Linked DNA regions of Homo sapiens: all the other regions are linked to region 3. The links are chromatin loops, found by intact Hi-C in ENCODE. Cell type or tissue: PC-3. All regions are shown on one strand. Each heading gives the region's core, and the rest is flanking DNA. Links, peaks and the distances in the headings are about the cores only.

Region 1 (7,893 bases), core at 1,766-6,765, 220 kb after region 3:
AATGCTTTCATATGCTGCGAATTTTGATCTCTAAAAGCATGCTGAAGTTTCCTTTATCAGAAGAACACAGTCATAATCACCTTTGCTGCCATTTGGAAACAAATTCTATACATCAGCAGCATGAAAATGAGGGGCTTTCTTTTTAATATAGAGATTTAGATATAAAGAAAACACATCTAATTTGTGAAGAATTGATGTGTCTGTAGAAACGCAAGGAAGAGTTAGGATGTGAAGACATTCTTTTCACATTAATACCGTGATCCTAAATTTGCATTTTAAATGTTTCCCATATAATTTCGATCCCTTTGCTAAAGTTGCATTGTCTATCCTTACCTAAGAGAAAATTGAGTTTAAGATGCGATAGGGGTCTCAGATATGAGGCAGAAATTAGTTTTGTGTGCACATAAAACATAAAACAAATGAGTGGAGATTTTGATCTTATTTTCCCTACATGGAGTTGCTAGTTAATTCGGTTACTCTAATTATTTGGAAACACGGCATATAAAATATAGACTAAGAACTACAAACTTCAAAGCCATCTTTTGACAATTTTGCCTTAAGGGTCACGTTCTCTTTAAAGTTGCTGACTAAATTGCACCTGCAGAAATTGTTCCCATAAAGAGACACTCAGGAGATCAGATTGATTGCGAGGGTGTGTGAGGGCTGTGTGGTCCACCGGCCAGAGCCCCCCAGGCCCAGCTAGGATTCTGAGTGGCAGCCCCATCTCTGCCCTGACTCTTGGGATGACCTCCTTAGAACCATTTGACCCCTTAGAACGTTATTTTCTCACTTATCATACTGTGAAACAGCCATGAAAATAAACGCTGTCCCCAACGTCCAAGGCCAAGCACAGATCACATGCAGTAGGTCTAATGAGAAACAGACAGAGGGTCTCGAAGAGGTCACTCAGTCTCTCATTGTTTTATGTGTGTGTTTCGCTGGGTTGAGTGGGGGAGGAGAATGCGGTGGCACTGTCGGTTTCTGTGGCTTATTTTATATTAATTGTTGCTAAACTGGGATGTACGCTAGACTGAAGCCAAGAGACTTCCTTTTTCTTCCGCATTGTGTGTCTGCTGAATAAGACCTGGCCTTGCCTCGTTCAACCTTGGTTTCAGTCAAAGAAAGCAAAAAGTTTGAATTGGATAGTCCTTAGGACAGGGATGGTAAACAGATTCTCCCTCAAGTGCGAGCTAGCTGGCTGGCAGCCACCAGGAGTACTGTGCAGAGTCCCCCTCCCCTTTCAGCCTGGGAGGGAGTTTGGGGTGGGCTGGGAGTGGCGGGGGGCTGTGAACAGTTATGGGTGACTGCCCCCAGGTGGAGTTTAAGAGGCGGCCATGTATTAGTTACTTTCTTAATTCATTCATCCGTTGTATACTCCCTGAAATATTTCATCAAAATCTTCCTCCGAGTAACTGTTTCTGACATCTGGGGAACATTTTCCTATTGAAAGCTTTTTAGCTGGTTCTCAATGATACTTTAGGTGAGATTCTAGATTCTGCCAATAGTTAGTGCCCTGGAATATTCTGTATGGATCCACTCCAGACAAGTGGGAATGGTGGTCACTTTGGGCTGGGCTGCATACCTCATTTGAATATGCTTGCCTATAGCAGATGTTGCTGGCATAATGTATTCTCCTGTTTATTAGGAAAAGTACAAGCCAACATTAGTGGATCAGCCATTTGCTCAACAGCTCTTGATGAGATGTGCAGAGCCCTGGCAGGTGCTACATGGGCTGGGGACAGCCCATGTGGTACCCACAGCCCCAGCTTTGTGGTGGACACATGATTTACACCCTCAAAGACTGGACAGTCTGACTGGGAGGAGGAGATAAGGAAACATAAAAGCATAGTGAACAACAAGAGGTGAAACATAAAGAAGCCATAATTGTGTATTGCGACTCTATGGGCTGAGAGAGGGAGGAGTACAGAGGAATACTGGAAAAGACTCCTAGGAAACAGGTGGAAAATATGGTTAGGGTCAAAGTAAATCATGCAGGTAAACTTTTGAGGCCTGATGAAATGATGATGGTGGTGATGATGATGATGATGATGATGGTGGTGATGATGATGATTTGAGAAGAATTAGCACCTGATTTGAAGGAATAATTTTGTTTCCCATCATTACCCAGTGGCAGTACAGTGTGAATGTGTTTCAAAGCAGACAGACCTGGGTTCACGGCCTGCTCTGCTCCCAAGGAAAATAGTGACTTTTACCACATAAAACGGTGAGGGAATTAGCTAAAAAAGTTATACTCAATAAAATGTTAGTGATTCTGCTTACGAGAGAAAAATGTCAAGATATTTAGAGGCTGCTGTGTCCATGCATGTCACGTATAAAAGCAGGGGTTAGGTTAATATTCAGGCAGTGTTGGGGTTGGTATGTCAGCATGAAATTAGTAATTGCAGAAAGATGTCGATAGGCCCCCAGTTCATGAAACACTGCAAGAGAAGAACTGGAGCGGCGCTCTGGGTTCATTTCTTCCATTGCAGGTTCTTCCTTGTGCTTTTCTGCAGTGCGGAGATTCCATCTCTCCTGTTCATGTGTCCTGACATCCTTCTGGAAATTTTCTTCGGTGGTTACACCAAACCAAGGTTTCTCCACTGTAGCACATAAGGGCAGATCATTCTCTGGCGTTGGGGGTTGTCCTGGGCATTGTAGGGTGTTAAGCAGCATCCCAGGCCTCTCCCCATGAGATGCCAGTTCTTTATAGTGGGAGGCTGTCCTGCGCATTCCCTCCCTCGTCATGACAACCAAAACTGTTTCCAGACATTGTCAGATGTCCCTGGGAGACAGTATTGCCCCCAGTTCTGCCCTAAATATTTCCTCTTGTCGCGTAGTGTGGAGAAAGAAAAACACACGTAAGAAAAACAAAAAAAAATTGTGATTAAAGAAAAAGTTTCTCCTGTTTAAATGTTCTTTAGAATGTTCAGATTAGAAATAAGAGATGATCTCATTAAAATGTCTCTAGTAAGAAGCTACTTAAATATACCTATGTGTGGGGGGGTGGGTGTGTGTGTGTGCGTGTGTAAACTGGCAGAGCTTAATTTAAAAACCACATTTGCTAAGGTTAGGCACACAGTAGTTCTCAGTAAGGCCCATAACCAGCCAAGCCCGTTTTCTTGGTGGAGAAACTCCATCACTATTTTTTTTTTCAGGCCTAGGGAAGTCACACAGACTCCAACTTCTGAGATCATAGCAAGCAGAGTTGGAGATCAGGCTCCTGCTTTGACATAAAACAGAGCTCCGGGAACAGAAAGCAGTTTTCTAATGCGAGGACTTTTTTTTTAAGATTTGGGGATATTTAGGCTTCTCTGGGATTAGCCAAATACTACCATGGAGGCATTTTTATTTTTTCTAGAACAATTAATGTTGCAAGAGAAGAGAACTGTAAATGGGATATCCTCAGGAGACAATGTGTAAGCCAAGGCCTTAAACTTAAACCAACTCCACCCGACCCCACCCAGTTACCAGTAAAACCAGCATTAATCAGTGAGTGGGGGATGGGAAGAACACCAGATAATGTGTTGGAGATCTGTCTTTCATTCCTACATCTGCCAGAAACTGTTTCTGAATTTAAGTAAGTCACCCTGCAGTAAATCCTCCGTGTCTCATCTGTAAAGTGGAGATAATAATATCCATTCTAGGTTCTTCACTGGGTTTTTTAATTTGTTTTTTGTTTATGAGGATAGAATGAGATCCTATAATGGAAGTACTTTGTAAACTCAAAAGCTTTATTCAAACATAAGGAAAAATCCATAGCAAGTAGTACTAATAAACTCACTCAACTGAAGAATGGAGAGATTAAGTGCACTTTTATGAACATTTAAAAATAGTCATAAGTATACCATTGATTTCAGTTGCACAGGCTCGCCTATGCAGGCTGCTGTTCATCTTACCTGTTTACTCATCTGCTGTTGATCCATCGTCACCACCTGGTGGCCACTACAGAAATTGCAGGCATAGCAGCTAGAAGAAAACGCTTCATGCATGTCCGATCTAGGGTGCTGGGGTTGGGGGCTATCCCTTTGAGTAAGGGGAGCATACAGGGCAGGCTGTTATGAGTACTATCGATGTACAAGCAGGACAGTGGGAAAATGAGTAAGGTGAAGGCACAGAAGAAGGAATGAAAGATACATCTCATGGAGATTGGATATGAGCATGGTATGGAATAAACTGGTGGATGTAAACACAGAAAGACCATTGCAGAAAGGCATTGGGGATTCTATGTGGAGAAGACAGCAGGAAGAAGTTAAAGGGTACAGAAAGTATGGGAAAATTTTATCTATGATTATAGCTAATATAATAAAAGACTGAGGTTTTTGGCATCTCTTTGAATTAGAAATATAATTACAAATGATTTGTTTTATGCTTTTTGGTTGAAGAGTGGTATGATAAGTAATGCAGTTAGAGCAGAACCAAAGTATGTCCGGAAGGCAGAAGGGTAGTGGGTAGTAAGATTAAAGAGCCGAGTAGCACCATGTCATGGGAGATGTGATTGCTAGACTAGGAGTCTGACTTTTATTCCAGGTGGAGTAAGGATAATTAAATGCTTTTGATGAGAGGAATGGCTTGAGCCAGCATCAGCTTTAGAAAGATGGGGCTGAGCCTTGCAAAACCTGGCAAGTTGCAAGTACAGTGTATTAAAGAGGGCAAGGTTAGACTGGGGTAGGGCCAGAAGTGAGACTCTGCAGTGGAAGTTATTTGAAATTATTTTTTAAAATTTGGGAGGATAGTTTGGAGATGTTTTACGAGTACAGTTTGAGCAGCTGATGTGGATGTTCTGCATGATATCCAGAGAGAAGTCAGAAGCTTCAGGGCTGCTGGCTGAGTGCTGGGAGGAGACGTTACCCATGGAACCTCTGTGTCTTGCCTGTGTGGCATCAGGCTCTTTACCAAAGGGTACTAAGATTCTGCTATCTTTCTTTAAAACAGGATTATCAGGGTCGTTGGGATAATTATCTCTGATAGTTTATGGGAGATACCTACTACAGTGCTAGTCAAGTTTTTAGAGCCAGTTAGCTTTTATTGTGATTGTTATCATTTTTCCTTTGTCATTATTTTGCTTTGTGCAAAATAAGATGTGCCAGGCCAAGCGAGTGGCACATGCCTATAATCCCAGCACTTTGGGAGGCCGTGGTGGGAGAATCACTTGAACTTAGGAGTTCAAGACCATCCTGGGCAACATAGCAAGACCCTATCTCTACAAAATAACAATAATAATACTAATTTAGCCGAACATGGTGAGGCACACCTGTAGTCCCAGCTACTTGAGAGGCTGAGGTGGCTGCAATGAGCTATGATTGCACCACTGTACTCCAGCCTGGGCAACAGAGTGAGACTGTCTCAAAAAAAAAAAATAAGGTGTGTCTTATTTTCTAGTTATGAATATATAATCCTGTGGCACACAGGCATCACCTGGCAAATAGTTCCATACATCTACAGTGGCCACTTTTCTTCCAATCAGGGCAGGATTGTTTTGGACGAATACAGAGAATGAATATTCAAAGCATTAGGTCTGGTGGGCTTAGACAAATAAAATAGACAGGTAGGTCAACCACATTTTATTTCTAAGTGGTGATTCAGATGAATGGGATGTAGTTCCTGATCTGTTTGGCAGGAATGAAAATGTCTTTCTAATCAGGAAAACAAAACTGCACCAGCTGTCTTCTGTTAGATTCACAGGACTCTCTCCGGTCAACCATGTCTCTAACATAACCGGCCCAATCTTATCTCGGCTGCTCTACCTGCCTAAAGGGACATGGTGTTTCTTTAGGCTCTCCCTTGTGCTTCAGCACATGTGACCTGTCCCAAGGAGCTCTCTAGGACATGCGGGAGAGCCCAGTTTGTGAAGAGGAGGTCTTCCTGGTGGCCTTTCCTGGGGGCAGGGAGAGTTTGCACAGGTTCCTCTGGTGCAGTTTCTACCACAAGATAAAGCAGTCAAGCTGCAAGTGAAACACAGCCCTCACTGTATTCCTCCTCGTGTTTAGCAGAGATAAACTTCACTGGAATCTCAGTACTGAGCCATTTGGCTTCTGGCTGTAGCTTTAATTGATATAATGCAGATTTTTTTTTTCTTGATCAAGAGGGGATTATTCTTGTTATCAGTCCAGAGCATCTTATTTTAAGATGAAAAGCCTTTACGGAATTACAGATGCCAGCACTTGTACAAAGCTTTTTGGCGATTGACAACTCAAAGAGAAAGTATGATTTATTAGCCTATAATGGCTAACCCTGAGCAATGGTCTAGGTCCTACTGATTTGTGAAATTGCTTAACGTGAACTGCCTTTTTATGCTACACAAGCCCCAGGTTACTCAAGTAAATGTAGTGTCTGCATTACATGAAATGTTACAGGAGAGAGAAGAAGAAAAGGGAGGGGGGAGAGGAGCAAGGTGGATTCTAAAATCCATCTTGGTGGTGCCTTTTACAGTAGTTTGGCTGATAAGCCGGCAGAGGAAAGATTAATAACGAGGCTTGTCGCTATCAGTACCTGCTTGTCGATTCTCTGTAACAGGGCTGTCTGTTCAGCATGGAAATTATTGATTAAATAAAAATGGCTATTAGATTGTGACGTGATCCATAATCACAAACAATGGTGGACATTCCTCTCTTAGATCCTCGGCCATGCATCAAGTCGTTTCTTTTTTCCCCTGGCCGTAATTTATATTGCGCTGACACTTGGGCTCATTAGGTTTATCCTTTCTGCTCAGAGGCACGAGCGGTGAGGACCAGCAGGAAGTCGGGGAGGAAGAGAGGAGAGATGATGGCCCCGGCCAGGGATCTGGCCAGTGTACTCACTGGGCTAGCATAAACATGTTGCAGTAAAATACATATCACATAGCAGTTACCATTTTGTCCATTTTGAAGTTTGCAGTTCTGTGTGGCATTGAGCGCAGTCACAGTGTTGTGTAACCGCCAACACTGTCCACTTCCAGGACATTTTGATCACCCCACAAGGCAGCTCTGTATGCATGAAGCGGTTACCTCCCATTCCCCCTCCCCGCCAGCCCCTGAAAACCACCAACCTGCCTTCTGTCTCTATGGATTTGTTTATTCTGGATATTTCTTATAAATGAAATCATACAAAATGTGACCTTTTGTACGATGTCTGCCTTTTTTGCACTTACCATGTTTTCAAAGTTCATTGATGCTGTGGCAGGTATCAGTGCTTTGTTCTTTTTTATGGCTGAATAATATTCTCTTGGATGGCTGGCTATACCACACTTTGTTTATCCGTGCATCCGTTGATGGATATTTGAGTTTCTACTTTCTGGCTATTGTGTTACTATGAACATTCATTTACAAGTTCATGCTTGAACACCTGTTTTCAGTTCTTTTGGGTATATCCCTAGAAGTGGGATTGCTGGGCCATATGGTGATTCTCTTTGCTTTATTTCAGAAACTGCTAAAGCTATGGCAGGGTTTAAGCTGTAGGCTCTGCCTTTTTCAGGTGGTCTCACCTTTAACTTCATTCTGCTTCCCTCAGTACCACCCCTTCTTGCCTGAGTGCTGCCTAAGCTCCCCTGGGCTGGGGACTCAGTCTGGCTGTGGAGTGCTCTATGACACTGCTATCTGTGGGTACACAGGCATTACCCAGCAAATAACTCCATACATCTACAGTGGCCACATCTACAGTGGCCACATTTCCCCTAAACAAAGTGGGACTGAATAGTCAAAGCATTAGGCTAGGTGGACTCAGACAAATAAAATAGACTGGTAGATTGACCACATTTTATTTCTAAATGGTGATTCAGAGGAATGGGGTGTAGGTTCTGTTCTGTTCTGTAGGAATGAACATAATCCTCTTTTAGTAGCTGGTTTGTGTCCTCCTTCCTGGACATTATTGCTGTGGTCCCTCCTAGTTGTGGAATCTTAAAAATGACCTAACCAACTA
Region 2 (7,893 bases), core at 1,766-6,765, 250 kb before region 3:
CACTGGGAAGGGTTCCTGGGCTAGGTGATTTCACTTAGAATAGAGAGGAGAAAAAAGTGAATAACGTAGGATGGCGCAGGACACTTTATGACTAAAATCTTGTGAACAGCTATTGATTGAGGAATAATTTTTTCCTGATGAACATTTAGGGTGAAGAATCCTGGTTCTAGCATGTTGACATGTCTGCCTCCAGTTAAGTCAACATCATCAAGCCCACAGAACAGGATGGCTATATAAACTAGTTTGTGCCCTTTTGCTAACAGATGTTTAATGAATGTTTTCAGGTACAGAAAAAAAGTATGCGGTTAACATATTTAGCTAGAAAACAGACTATATTCTTGATAATTTATTATGTTTCACATAGATACATCATTTTCTATGTTGGTCATATTAACAAAGGGGGTGGTAACATCCAGACTGCTGTATATTTCAAGCACAATTTTGCCTAAACACGTTACATTAATTACTTGAGATATTGATGCCTATTTGTTCAGAATCCAACATAAAATAATGAGCATTCTCTTTCTCATTTTCACAACTTACAGGCAAAACTGTAAGCAAAAAAAAGAGTGAAAATCTTGCCTTTGGTATCTATATGTGTTTGTCAAACTAAGAGTCTAGGATGAAAATAGTTGAAACAATGACCTTAATGGTGGGGCAATGCCAAAATGTGCCCTAATGGCTCTTCTATGGCAGAACTGGCTGTTCTCAATGTCCCTCAGCCCCTATTAATCTATTATTTCCATAGATTGATAAGAAAATGTTCATATTGTCATTTGCTGCTTGAGGATTTCAGGGACAGACTTTAATATTTATGGAGTGTGTACTATACTAGGTACAGTACCAGGTGCCTCACACACACTTTTCATTTCAGCCTCGCAAAAATGTTGGACATTAGGTATGATGTTTGCAAAGTCTCAGAAAACAGGCTTGGAGGGTTAGCCTTTAAAAAGCCTCATCAGATGAGCTAGGATTACTCCTCTTTGTCTCCACCTTGATCATTGTAGATTAATCCTAAATATTACAATCATCATGTCCTCCCAATAGAGGTGGCATCAAGCTGTTCAGAATGTGGCCTGTGCTAGCAGGGATTGGACCTTCCTGGTGACAGGGAGCAAGGCTGGAGCCTGATGAGAAGCGAAGAGGGAGGTATTAAACACCACAGGTGGTAAGATGGCAACACATTCACGCAGCAACAGGCTTCCTGTCTCACTGCCTTCGGTTGTGCAGGTCTTCAGCTGCTTCTGTCCTTGGTTGCCAATTTTACCCAGTCATCAATGCCTGTTTGTTCAGAATTCCCAATAGAATAACAAGCATCCTACCATATTTGAGAAATGCATGAGCAGTGGGGAATGTAATTTTCTTACATTATGGTTGCTCTCTGTCAAAGGAGAAAAAAAATTTTTGCTTAGAAAAGTAAAGCCTTCTCTGCAGTTACATGGTAGAGAAGACTTAAAAATAACCTTGGTTTTAGGCAGGAAAGAGCTAACTTCAAGGTTGAATGCTACTAGACTTTCCCCTTTTTTCAGAAATCCTTTATTCAACAGTTGCTTCCTATACTTGCAGTAAATGCCCCATGCCGGGAGAAGACAAGGTTAACATTTTCTTACTTCCTGCCTTGTTGGAATTTTGATGTTCATTGTTTCATAGCTCCTTACATGGAAATTTCCTGCATTTGCACACCCACATGAGTGTTCATGAATCTCTTTCAGAAGTTTAGCCAGGTGGTTGTATTGTGTTTCACTGACCTTTTACTCAGATGTCTTGCATTAGAAGTGAAGCCTGTTCATACTTTATGGTAAAGTTCAAAATCACAGGAACTATGAATGACAATATTATAAATCAGCAGGGCCACCAGGGAAGGAATTACTGATGAGTGGTACATAGAAATGAAAAATCCAGTTGTAGCCTTAGTAATGTGTAAGTTGAAGGAAACAGGCAAATTGCTGAATCCAACAAGATACTTTAGGTCAGTGTCTAATCACTTGGGCCAAGCAGAAGGAACACAGGGAAATGACCCCTAAGTGGATGAAAAGAAGCTAGTGAGACTCAAACTGAGCAAGAAAACACAAGGGGAAACAAACTTGTATAAAAAGTACCTGGAACATCAAGGTTCAAACTGGGCAGAAACATCAGGGAGGAAGTTTCTCTAAAGGTCTCCATTGACATGTAACATATGGGTTAGCAAGTGGTTCTCAGACTTGAGTGTGCATCAGAATCCTCAGAGAGCTCAGTACACACAAAGTGCTAGGCCTCTCTCCAGAGATTTTGATTCAACAGGTCTGGGGTGAGACCTAAGAATTTGCATTTTTAACAAGTTCTCAGATGATGCTAATCCTCCTGACCTGAAAGCCATACTTTGAGAACCAAGAGATTAGCAGGTGCACCAACCAGCATGCTGGAGAATGTCTATTGTCCCTGGGCAGAAGCCGTGTGTCTTCTTACTGGAGCCCTCCTCCTGCTGTGCACACACTGTGCCTACAAGGGGCCAAGGCGGCCCATAGCAAGATATCACACCTGCTGTGCATTTGGTGGAGTTGATTTCTGTAGCTGACCTAAGGGTCAGCTAAGTAAACCATATCCTGTTATTGTTTTTGCTTTATTTCTCCTCTGCTTCCAATTTTAAAAAATGTAAGAAAGCATATAATAAATGATTCACATATTAAAACTTAAAATGGAAATAGGAGAAAACATGTAGAAAGAAAAGAAAGCAAACATGTCAACAAAAAACTAAGAGGCCAAATAATATGCATTAGTTTTAGCCCTGATTTTTTTAAGCAACCAAGGTAGGAATCGGGAAAATAATGGGTTACATAGTTCTCAATTTATAGAAAACACATGCAGAATTCTTCAGGAGAGACTAATGTAAGTGAGATTTTGAATAATAAGGAGGAGCGTAAAGCACAATTGAGGAGGGTGGTAATCTGTGCACAGTTTTTTAAAGATTGAAGGTGGAGTTAAGAAGGGCATATGTAGGGGACAGTATGGAGGCTGTTTGAGGATGAATGAGAGCTAATTTTGAGGATGAGTGAGCAAGAGTCTCAGCCCCCAACAGACAGACACTCTGGTGGACAATGTTAGCTCTAGAAGACCTCGGGCCTTCAGACATTTTGCAAAATCAGACCTGAGCTAAGCAGAAACAAAGACTCTTGAGCTGTCGCTTGGTCACTAAGAAAACCAAACCAACTTACCCCGAGCCCAGGCACCAGTCAGTTCTACTCATAAAAGCAACAACTTATCGATAGACTAACAGGGGAGCAGCCATGTCTGGAAAAAGGCCAGAAGGGATTCTCCAGGAACTTGAACAAGGTTACCCGCTATAAAACAAGCATCAAAACATGTAGAAAATGCCCAGGAAACACACACAAAACAAACTCAACCCCTTTCCTCTGCCCACAGGGTTTTGTGAGGTGTCTCGTGGCTCCAGTTCAAATTTCTGTCGTATCGTCAGACTTTCCAGACTCCTAGGACATTTGGCTAAGGCAGGTGTTACATCTTCTGTCGAGGGACTCTCTCCTGCCAGAAAGGGTGGAGTGGCTGAAAGGGAATAATCCAGTCGGGTCTTTTCCATTCCCACTTCTGTGGTCTCCTTTTGACTCTCATCACATCATCACATGAGTCAAAACAATCTTGACACACATAGCTATGCTAATGTCTGAACATGCCTTTTGTCCCTAGTGGCATCTTTCTCAGGAAAAGAAAAAAAGACAGAAAAACAGAGTACCCTAAATAACCCCATTTGCTTGGGAATGATCAGGAAGGATCATGAAGGGTCATTTGCACAGTCCTGTGGTACTTTGTTTATGCTCAACTATTAGGATAAGCATCTAAAGTAAAGGTATGTGAACCTAACTTTTTCTAGCCTGGGCTTATTGTTTACTTTTGCCTTACTGTCAAATCCATCATAAACTTCTCGTATTATCTTTCCCATAAATACACCAGACTCAGTGGAAAGGAGAACATTCCTCTGGGCTGCTTAACAAGCAAATTATTTTTCAACTGCTTCATCCCCTTCCTCCCCCACCCTTTGAATAAACATTTGGGAGACACAATCCTGTGGCCTGGCAATTTGCAAAGATACTCTTTGTCCTCGCAAAGGCAAAACAAGACGGACGAGGTTAATGGAGGATATGAGTTATCTTGGGTAATCAGTTGAAACAGCCACATCTCTAATTCAAGGCTTCCTTTGATTTATCAATGTCATATTTCACATTAAGGCCCCCAACGTCCATTTTCTTCATTTCCTTTCTAATTATTGCTTCCCAACTCAATAATTTGCTGTTAAATAGTTTCTGAAGTCTTGCATCTAGTTTGTTCAGCATCTTGGAATGTGATGAGAAAAATGGTCTCTCTGTTGGAAAAACCATACGGACTTTTTGTTCTTTTCATTTACACTTTGTATCCTTTCCCACTTGTGAGTAAGTGGATCCAGACTAGTGGCTAATGATGCAGGAGAATAAGAGTAAATAGCTTTCACCAGATCCTTGGGGGAAGGGTCGGCAGCATTTCCACCCAGTGGAGGATGGGATTCTATGAATAAGTGCCCAACCTCCTACTATCAGGTGGGATAATCCAGAGGTGAATTCTACATGGATCCTTAGAGGCCTCAAAGAAATTGAACCCACTGGGCACAGCAGTGAGCAGCTTGTGGATGCACCTTCTCTCCCCCATCTCACTCTTCCCCACTCATTTACTTCTGCACTCTGGGATTGTCTTTCCAATCTCAGCGCTGCATTCCTTTATAACATTTTAAGGTGGAAACCAAAAGGAAATATCCATGTCCCCTTTCAGTTTGATTAGCAGAGGAACTAGAAAAAGGTACTCTGAATTCTTGAACTCAGACAAAAATGTCACCTCCTCCCTTTCCCAACTGTAGCTGATTCTGAGAATAGACACCCAGGGATATCTCTTACTAACAGCAAATATGGGGGCAAAACTGAAAGCATGTGTCCCACAGGGTAAGCAATATGGCTTTCTGAAAGTATTCATGAAATTCCTTCCTGTTGTTAATTCCAGAGTCGGACATTGTTATTCTCAAATCAGGTCGTGCTTCCCTCGGTTGAGTACGGCTTGCCGCCTCCCCTGGGGCCTGACACTTGGAGTTCTGCGTTCACTCTGCAGACTATGAGGAGCTGGAAAGAGATCAACCATTCCCCTGGGCATCTCAGAGACTCTGGAAGGAAAGGGAGGAAGCTGGTCTCATCATTGTTTGGAATAGGTCTTTTCTCTGGGAAGGAAATCTCCTTTAGGGTTTAACAGAGAATCAGGAGGATGACTCCATGTATTGGTTTGCTAGGGCTACCATAACAAAATTCAACAGATTGGGTGGTTCAAACAACATAGGTTTACTTTATCATAGTTCTAGAGGCTGGAAGTCTGAGATGAAGGTATCAGCAGGTTTGGGTTTTCCTGAGGCCTGCCTTCCTAGCTTACAGACGGCCACCCTCTCACTGTGTCCTTTCACGGTCTTGCTCTGAATGCAACAGGTGTCTAGTGTCTCTCCACCATGTGCCCAAACTTCCTCATCTTTTAAAGACATCAGTTAAATTGGATTAGGGCCCACCACTATGACCTCATATTACCTTAATTACTCTTTGAAGGCCCCATCTCTCATGTGCCAGACCCCTATTAACCTCAGTAGGGAAGGCACCAGGTTCAAGAGGTCAAAGAAGAGACTCAGAGCCAGCCAATGAGACATGGGCTTTTGTTAGGGGCTGACATACAGAAGAGAGAGTCCAGTGGTGGTGGGTTGGACAGGAGAACCACCTTACATACAGAAATGGTCCAGCGGCTGTGGGCTGGGCAGGAAAATCACAACTGCTTGCAAATTGCAGGCAGTTTCTATAGCATTCTCACTTAACACCCTCCCACTAACAGCCTTCCCCTGGCAACCCTCATTTAACCCCAAACTCAGGGCCTCAATCCCCTGTATGGCCCATGTTCCATAGGATCAGCCTAGGCTCAGATGTTCCTCATAGACAAGTAATGAATCTCTGGGTTGTCCACTTCCAGATTCCCTAGCTTGAAACAACATTCAGGTGCATATGCCATGCAGGGTCATTCTAAGGGTGTGCTTAAGAATAATCTCCAAATACAGTCACAATCTGAGGAATTAGGGTTTAGGATTCCAGTATATGAATTTTGAGGAGACACAACCCAGCCCATATCAGGTAGAGAGAGAGAACTGTTGAACTCGACACGGCATTGTCTGGCTCTCTCACTCACTCCCAACCTTAGAGTCTGCCCCAAACTCAACCTTTTCCAGAAAGGTATCTTAGGATCATGAGCATCCCTGGATAAGTCTTTCCACCACAGCATGGTGTCAGACACCCACTTTGTCTTCTGTCCTGATCTAGCACCCTTTGGCTGGTCTGGCCTCATGGGCTGGCACATGGGCATGTTTCCATTGTCCCCACTGCTGCCTCCTGTGGGGCACCCCTGATCTTTCTGTATCCAACATGTATCAGGCCAAAGCCACTCTGCTGGAGTAGGCAGAGCCCTGTCCTTGCCCTGTGGTCCCCCATCCTGGCATACTGGTCCCAACACCTCACAGAGATGGTGAGTGACATCCACCCTGCCATTACTGCTTCAGGCAGTGCTCTAAGACCCACTCACAGTCCTCGGAGTAGCCTCAGAGACAGGCGCCATGCTATCTTCAAAAACCCTCCCTTCAAGGGCACACATGCTCTTTTGTCAACAAAATCCCTCTCTTCTCCCTCCTTCCCATCACCTACAAACCCCCCATGGTTTGTAATCAGCCTGTTTTGAAATTTCTCCTCACATGAAAGGGCCCTGAGTTGCAAGATCTGGATCAAGTAGTATTTCAAGAGTGACTCCTTTAGCAAACTTCCAAGTATAAACCTATTGAAAACTTTAAAAGATAATTAAATACTTCCTTAGATTTGTGTAGCATTTCAGAGTTTATTAAGATATTTGATATATTCATCACATTGATCGTTCAAGAGACCTAGAAAGAGGGCATTTCTTCATCTTCACTAGTAAATTGAGAGGCAGAAGTTGGCTTGATGTGGCCATTCTCCACAAACCATGAACTAGAGCTTGTATCTTCACATGCTCATTTCAATGTTCTTTCAAAATTCCTGTCATTCTCCCCAAGACCCCTTAGGACATTGTGCAAAACCCCTAGGTTAATATTTATCCAAGATGAATGGGAAATACCCACGTGAGAGTGGACACCATGTGACAAGTAACTAAACAAGCACTTTTCACCTTCTTAAAATGTCAGCTGTTAGCTTCTAACTGAGGTCCAAGGGGAGTTGGTGGGGCAGCGGGTAGCTGGAAAAACCCTAGAGGAATCATAGACAGTTTTGACATGGCTTTTACTCTCTCTCTCTGGGTATGAGAGAGCCGTGGACACAAGCAAGATGTGGGCACAAACCCAGGGTGTGAGCCTGGGTGCAAGGTGACCTGGGTGCAAGCCAAATTACAGCATCAGCAGGGTAATTATACATTTTACAGGCAATAGTCATGCCAAGCCAAAGATGAGCTCAAGTGAGTGGTTAAAGTGTCTCACAAGGCATGCTTACATAACATGAGGAGTTGTACACCTGCACTCCAAACCCACTGAGTCACACTGCACCAGAAAGCCGCCTTGGCCTACTCCTGACTAAAGCACAGCCATCTCCCTTACACTAGCCATGCTGAACCAATTTACTATTATGACAATCCAGGTGGCTTTTTTACATCCCCAAAAGGTATTGCATGTTTTTCCTAGGGCTGCTATAACTACATACCACAAACTGAGTGGCTTAAAATAACATAGAATTTATTTTGTTACAGTTTTGGAGGATGGAATCTGAAATCTAGGTATCTGCAGGGCCATGCTTTCTCTGGAAGTTCTAGGGGAAAATTCTTCATTGCCTCTTTTAGCAT
Region 3 (7,893 bases), core at 909-5,908:
TCTCTTATTTCTTTTCCTTTCCAGGGGCAGCGCGCACAGACACACAAAGTAACCGTGGTCCATGCAATAATCATTTAAGGTGCCGCGTTTACACAGAGCAGCAGGGGACAGTTACTTTCTTGAGTAGCAGCGGGAAAACGGGCGGGAGAAGGCAGAGAGGGTGTAAATATTGATCCCAAACTTGCAGAGTTTGTGAAGCGACTTTTAAGCAGATTGTCCGAAGCGGACGCTCCACCCCGCACCCGGCCTTTTATCCTTTCCTGAACTTTGTGCTCCTGTCCCCCATTGCACCTCCTTCTGTAAGATGCCGTCCCCCGAGAGGCGCTGCACCCCAGGCTTCCCTGCCTGACCCCGCGTGGAAAGAGGATTAAGGAGGCTCCCTCCGCCGCTGGTCATCCTGCCCCAACTTCTCATCTCCCCAGTGCAGACTGCCGGGTAGATTCTGGCCTTGGGTACAGTGCTCATGGCCCTCTGCCAGTTTATATGTACATATATTTATGTAAAACATTTTCTCCCAGCTCTTTGCCAGCTGTTCCACATTTTCCAGCTGCCACTTCAGTTTGAAATGATGGACTGTCTGCGTCTCCAAGTCAAAGAACCCTTTAGTCAAAGGTATGGAGGGCCGGCCGCTGTGCAAATACATGGCAGTGCCATTAGCCGGGCTGGTATTATTAGTTCTAAAAAATACCTCCTGCTCCCCTTTTCCTCTCCTCCCTCTTCTCTCCAGTTAGGCTTTCCAGAGCACAGTATATACACTTTGCTGAAAATTCGAGTAATTAGGCCTTTCCCTCTTAAATGTGATTTTTGTACAGAATTTGGATGAGGCCGTTTTTTTAGATCCCTGAAATATGTGTCTGGTGGAAATAAATTAACTTTTAAAAATAAAAGAGTTTCAGCTTGAGCGCATTGGGCATGGCGGGTGGGGGGCCTGCACCCTGGCCGTCTGAAATGAGCTCTTTTCAGTCTATTTAAGGCAGGAACCATTCATCCTCCCCATGCTACACTTTTTGTGTTGTTTGATGTCTTAGCATATTATAGACCGAAATCTACAAGAATTGACCTAAAGTATTAATTTTGAGTATTTATGTAATTGCTCGGTAATTTTGAATAGGTGCCTTATTGATTGATTCCTGTAATTATTTCATTTAGGTTTTAGATTAAAAATTAATAGTAGTCTGACAGTTTCTTAATTACATGTGTCAAGATTCTTTTGAAGGAGGAAAATGCTATGTTTTAAAATAGTGAAATAGCCTCAAAATCTCTTAATTTTTCTAAAGCAGAACAGTATTTCAGTTGAGGGGATATATTAAAGCTGCCGGGACTGGTTTTAACAATGTAAACTCTGTGAAGTATCTGAAGAATTTGTTTATGTTAGGAAATATTGGTCTTAACGACCTGGTACACAAACACTTTGGCCAGTTAAACTATATTCAAACCTAAAACAAACATGAAATAACATTTAAATTAGTTGTAATAGCATGCTTATACAGAGTAGAGAGTTTATTTTATACTAAAAGCTATTTAATTAGAAACTCCCCGCCTAAGGGGAGATCCTTTCAGGGTATGCAATTCTTAAAGTCAGCCTAGGGAAGCTTTGGTTTAAGATGCATGAATGAGTCCAATGTGAGAGGTGTCTAGTGAAATTTCACACAAGCAGAAACACTTTAAAGATATAGATTGTATTATTGTTAGTAGGCTGGTAGGTCCAACTCAGATGCCTACCAATTCCCAGTGCCTTTAACATGCTTGTGTTCCTTGACTGAACCTTGATATAAACACATTTCTATTGTATATCTAATTTGCAAAGGACCATAGACAGAAATGAGAAAATTCAATACTGATGAAAAATGGCTCTGTAGAGTTATTTCATTAATTATTTAATGAAAGAATTGTTAATTTATCAATTCGATGTGCAAGCCTAAAAGTTGGACTTTCCTTTGTTTCTTGGCCAGTGAAGTTTCCTTAATTACCTGCATGCTGTAAGCATTTCAGACTTCCTCTGTGCTTAGCCATTTAGAGGTCCTTCCTCCTATGTAAGGTATCCTGCTTACTGAGACCTCTTCTCCCCCTCCATTTTTTGAGGATAGAGTTTGGGAGCTTATGAAAAGAAACAATTTAATGATCATTGTTGCATGCACTCACTTACATGGAGACAGTAATGTACTAAGAAAAACCAGTCTTGAAGGAAAAGTGAATCAATGAGTCATGAAATCCTCAAGAAAACCTTAGCAATGGAATGTTAATGCTTTTAGACTATAGTAGATTATCTTAAAAGTCAGACTTTTCTTCTTTATGCAATTGTTGTAAATCCCCAGCTAAAGAATTCTTTGAAGGAGGTTTTAGTTTTGCTGGCATTCATATTCTGAGGTCGGTCTGATTTGTTTTGGAAGATTCAGTAAATTTTCTGCCAACTTATATCATGAGAGGCAATTAAAATGCTGAAATGACTTTATAGGACACACACACACATACACACACGTTTGTTAAACAAAAGGTTCCACTCTAATAATGACTTCAGGTTGTCTTTTCATTAAAGCCTAGGAGAAGATACTGCCCTTCTCTTCACGTTGTCATTTTTCTAGATGAAAATTGATCTGTTTCTGGTTTCAAAGCAAATAAAGGGAGACAGAATAAACAACAACAGGGCAGGGGGTACTGCTGCAAACTTTTTCAAGTATTTTCAGTGTATTTTTCATCTTTACTTTTATTTGATGGGCCTGTGAAATAGAGCTGTAGACTGGCGAAGACTTTAAATGAAATTTCACACTTTGATGATTTTTTTTAAACTTTGATATATTGACAGCAAAAGGAGCTGCAAAGCTTTTATATAACTTGAGCAGTAACGCCAAGCAGCAGTCAAACGTCTCTATGCATTTGTGTTTAACTGCAGAAGAAAAACATGTCCATGGGCAGTGGAGGTTCTTATCAACCCCCTAATCCCAGATCCCAGCAAACCTTGAGGGCATGCCTCAGATCTTGCTGAAATCACTGTAGACTCTCACAGTTTGCAGATTAAATATGCTATGTGTTCCTGGCTCCAGCAACAGTTTTATGAGCTCACTAAGCTTCCTGTTTTAAGATCCTTTTCTTAAGTTTTTAGGAGCTGCTAAAGGCAATGCTGTCTGGAGTAAGTGGTACTTGTTAATTTAGAGCCACTTTAGATATTTCATTCTCTTTTTTAAAAATTGCCATAATTATTATTTTTAAATTGAAAGGCCAGTCACTCCAGGGAGAGGGAGGAGAGCTGTTTGAAAGAAATTGAATGTTAAATGTGTTTGGAAGTACATTTGATCGCAAACTTTACATGGTGTCTCAATTGTTTTATGGCACTTTTCTTTTGCCTGGCCCCTGAAAATGAGAGACTTTTTCCACTTGTAATTCTAAATGCGCTATATTTGAGTGCCAAATTTCTTCACTACTCATTACCTCTGTGAGTGTCTTTTGGTTTTTTTAAATGTGAAAGTGTTTTTTGTTCTGTGTGTATATATTTCAACCCGACAAAATGTCTCAGAAAATCTATGGCCTTCTAAAGAAGCTGAATGAAAAAGCCATTACATAGTTAATAAGGTGGCTTTGGAACATTTCAGCCCCCTCCTGAAAGGCAATATTGTGTTGAGCTCCACATCTGCATCTGTGGTATCTATAGTTGTACTCTCATATATGGCACTTCTGCATTTTGCATAGGAGTCATAATTAAAAAAGAAAATACTTACATCATTGTCCAACAACATGTCATATAATTCCCAAGAGAACGCTAGCCAGTTTTGTGCTTAAAGGTTATTCAATGAATGAAATTGTGAAAGCCCATTTGTCAAAGTACTGCATGGTTTCTGTTAGTGTTCAAGCCCCAAATTCATTGTCTGCCCGGGCCCAGCCATTAGTCATCAGTGTATTAGTGCTGCCTTCAGGCCATGCTGCCCAGCACTTCTTCACACCATTATAGCTTTGAAAGTGTACTCTGTCGACTTGTAGAATTACTGCTCTGATTTCCGCTTGACTGGGTTTGAGGTAAGTCCCCTCCCTACCTTCTAGCTGACTGTAATCCTTGCTTTCTTTTAAAGCTCCTTTCCAGAGATTTAGGGGAAAACTTTCTTAAGGGCCGTGTTGGCATCATACTGTGGTTTTGTTGTGGCATGCACTGTACATATAAATTGTACCTGCAGTAAATTGGATTGACTGCTGGCCTGAAACAGCTAGAGGGGCTTTTCTTTTCTTTTTTAAGAGGGGAGGGGGCTAGGTGGTGGGGGAGGGTGGCACAGGAGTACATTTTGACCACAAGCATTTGATTGTGTACTTCTATAATTCTTATGCCACAAAATTAAATTAATTAAGTAATGGGGGATAAGTGCACTTTTACTTAAATCTTTATTGGAGTAACTTCAGAAGGTAGTGTGACATTATATTGCTTATTTTCATGTGGAAATTTTTAACTTTTGCTACTTTAACTTTTTTTTTTTTTTGAAGATTGCATGAAATGCCTAGGAAGGCTCCAGAGTGCTTTACATTACAAACTATTGATTTGTACAAAGAGAGACTGAAAACTCACCATTTAGATGAAAGATAAGTTTCAAATTGCAGTAATGAAGGACTGAGATAGTTAAGCCCTATTATTGATTTCATTTTGTGATATTTTTAAAAAGAATGATTCAGTCTGAAGAAAGTTAGCAGTGTGTAGAGAAATTTCATCCAGCAGCTTAAGATTGAAGCCTTAATGACTCTGATGTATGGAAACCTGGAATCCAGTGGCCAGACGTGTGGAGCAGGCCATGCCACTTCAGGACAGTGTCTGCTGTTTGAACTGTGGATACTACAATGAAATTCCATATCAGAGAGTTTCATTGAGAGGGTGTGTAGTTTGGTGTAGGTTACACTGGCAGTTTTGTACATGCAAGGCAGAAAAATAAGACAGCTAAAGAATTCTGTCTGTGAACAAGCAAAGTTTATAGGGTAAGTGGACCATGGGGTAATTTTTACTGGATAATCCTTAATTATAAATGCTTAAATTCTGAAAGTATTGCTTTTAAATCTGCAATTAAGAATCAAGGATCAAAAGTTTAAAAGTTGGGAGGATAAAATATGGTAAGTAGTACTTCACAAAAAAATGTTAAATACCTTTGGGATAGCTGTAGATGATTTTAACATGCAACAGGTTATTGGTCTAATATTTGTGATGGTTTAAAAGTAAATTACTATTCATGGAACATACACTCTACTCCCTTATACTCCCTTAAGCCTTACTGTAAAGACACACATGATTCTAAGAAACCAAAGCTACACAAGTTCTATAAGAATAATTAAAGTTTTTTCTTCTGAAAATGTGTGAAAACTTTTAATTCCTATAAGCCTCAGGGAAGCGAGACAAGGGACACATCTGATCAGTCATGATATTTTTGTGATATATGTGGATTTAAGAGGAATACAGTTTTCATGAGCTTAGCTGATCTATAGACTGATAACTGACTTCCAGATCTCCTTCTCTGTCTGAGAAGGATTGCCTGTATCCAGCTAACCCCGTAGAAAGTGGGGGTGCCAGTGTGCTGCACATTATTGCTCATTTTTTAATGGCACCTGCTATGCATGCTGCTTCCTGCAGTGCCTAACCAAGGCACGTGGGACTCATAGTTTTACAGAACTGAGAAATGGTAACAAGTATTAGATGGAGACCTCATACTCCCCTCAAATGTTTCTCATCAAGTACTTCTGGCAACAGGGGAAGAGTAGCTGATGATCTTTTCTTTTAAATACAAATGGCAGAAAAGTAAAACTGGCTCACAGAAATGTTGTTTGTGATTTTAACTGCAGTAGCAATGATTACTTTCATGTCAAATAAGCTTTTCAGTGGTTGAAGTTAAATATATGGATTTCTTAAAAGTTTAGATAGTGTTAATTTACCAAAACCAAATTCACTTAATCCATAGCCAGGCAATTATTTCCCCTTAGAGTAATTTAGTTCCCCTTGGAGTAATTCCATTTGGGTATGTCTGTCATGAATACTGCTTATCTGTGATTAGGAGCATCAGAAATGTAGGAAAGAAAGATTGAAGACACTAGGCAGTGGATTTGGGGAACCCTGAGCTACCAAATGGCAAAGCGGACAGATAGAAGCTTTCCTATTTGGAGTTAAGATTCTAGGCTTTCCTGATTATGGAAAAATAATCATATATACAGGTAAAATAATTATACATGAAAAAATGGTTAAAAATTAATGAAGATTTCATTAAGAACTTATGAAGTTGGGCTTTCCACCCCCCCCCCCCCCGCCCAACCCTTGCAGAAAAAGGCAACACAGACAGGGAAGGGAGAGGAAATGAAGCCTTAGGAATCCTGGGAACTGCTAGAGTGTCACAAAGGTTATGCATATCTAATTGATTTTGCCCTCAGAAGATATTTTGAACACAAGGAAACATCAACCACATTAAAAACCTATAAGAGGTTTTCTGTGGTGCATGAATACATGAAATCCAATGAAATGTTTAAAATTCCCTGCATTTTGCTCATTGAAACTCAGACTATTTCTCACTTCCAGAATTGATCAAAAAGTTCAAATCAACATTAGTTTGTACTTCTTGATTCTGAAAAAAAAATTCTCTTTCTAAAGGATTTATTTATTTTTGAGAAATGGGTTATTAAATAGCTACAGGGAGGTACATATCTTTAATAGTAGTTTTACCTGGATGGTTAATCCGGGAGTAGCATCTTGAAGTAGCAGTTGATCTACTAGTAATATAAGTATGAGAGCAATGTCACTCTTCAGTGCTACAGGGTAGGTTGCCTCAAAAATCCTTATGACAAGCTGCTTTCTTCTGGATATTTAAAACAGCAAATCAAGATTATTCAGCTTATGAAAATACAGGCAGGTGTAAATAAATGTTATTTCTCTGGAGGAAAACCTTCTTCCACTGGAGTAATAGTTCCCTAAACTACACGGAATAATTTCTCACTTAAGGCTGAGCCATGGTGCTGTTAATAGCACTGCCTCGCCTGGAATGTCTTCTGTTTCTGATCTCTTATTGCCAGTAGCTGTTTTAACCTATCAGAAACAGATCGGGTTATCATTAAATAGGCTTTTAACTTAGTTGTTTTAAATCTTGAAATACACTAAGAAAAAAAAGAGAAGAGAGTTTTTGCCCAAGTTTAGGCAACTTAAACCAACTGGCTTAGGGAAATAAATGAAGTAGTCTGCTGTTCAGGGAGGATGCACTATCATGATTGAAGGATGCTGTTCGACTTCACCCTACATTAGAAAGTTGTTTTATTCACTTCAAACATCATTTTAAACGTTGGCTTTGGCATGGGTGCTTTATTTTTAAACATTTTAGTGTTTAAACGATAAAGGAATCCTGCTCCCATGGGGGTTAGAGGTTTCACTGCAGAGACTTGAAAGGAGAAAAGCTAATTTTTTCTCACGTTCCCACACTTGTGACTTTTCATATTTTCTATTTACTACAGAAAGCCTCTGGTTGTTGAGGTTGAACATTGGGACTCCACTCAGGGCCTCCCTGAGCTCAAGACAATGAGGCGATGTGTCTGTCTTAGCCATTCACAGCACTTGAATCTATGTATGGCAGCTAATGAAGAAAAACACATTGGGGGCCAGGTTCATAGAAGGTGAATTCGACGTTTTGTGAGCGAAGCACACACCTATTGGTTTTGTGAAGGCTTTTCAAGGGATCCCCAATGTTTTATTATAATGCGACACTCAGGGTGGTTGCATTGCAAAGTACCTGGAAGGTTGCAGCTCCCTGAATTCAGCCAGTTAAAAGAGCCCTCTGAACGCAACCAGGGCCGGCCCTTGCCAGTGTTTGCTGGAAATTTGGCTGGGCCAACTGTAGAGTTTGCAAATGCCCGTGAATATTCCGAGGAGCAGGGTGACCACTCTGATACGCCTTGATA

Evidence for each region. Peaks named below come from ENCODE experiments on the same cell type or tissue, not always from the same donor. Only the 100,000 strongest peaks of a DNase experiment are listed, where the experiment ranks them.
Region 1: a loop joins it to region 3, with 4 times the contacts of the local background. A loop is called at or near these places in 2 of 110 quality-filtered maps.
Region 2: it touches region 3 in a loop (7-fold over the local background); 3 of 110 quality-filtered maps call a loop at or near these places.

The regions. Positions count from the first base shown.
Region 1 is chr7:42,010,865-42,018,757 of GRCh38, reverse strand. All of the region lies in intron 10 of GLI3 (GLI family zinc finger 3), which reads left to right. Among named protein-coding and RNA genes, the nearest start is that of GLI3, 220 kb to the left of the region's middle. In PC-3, for the core only: a CTCF peak has its summit at 3,941 (motif pointing left); a DNase peak (open chromatin) is centred at 3,917.
Region 2 is chr7:42,476,116-42,484,008 of GRCh38, reverse strand. No RefSeq gene overlaps it. Among named protein-coding and RNA genes, the nearest start is that of LINC01448, 230 kb to the left of the region's middle. In PC-3, for the core only: no CTCF peak of the experiment used is centred there; a DNase peak (open chromatin) is centred at 4,018; H3K27ac peaks cover 2,020 bases.
Region 3 is chr7:42,228,465-42,236,357 of GRCh38, reverse strand. The region is part of intron 1 of GLI3 (GLI family zinc finger 3); the gene reads left to right. Among named protein-coding and RNA genes, the nearest start is that of GLI3, 4.8 kb to the left of the region's middle. RefSeq lists an enhancer at 7,267-7,893. In PC-3, for the core only: no CTCF peak of the experiment used is centred there; a DNase peak (open chromatin) is centred at 3,927; H3K4me3 peaks cover 3,296 bases; H3K27ac peaks cover 1,265 bases.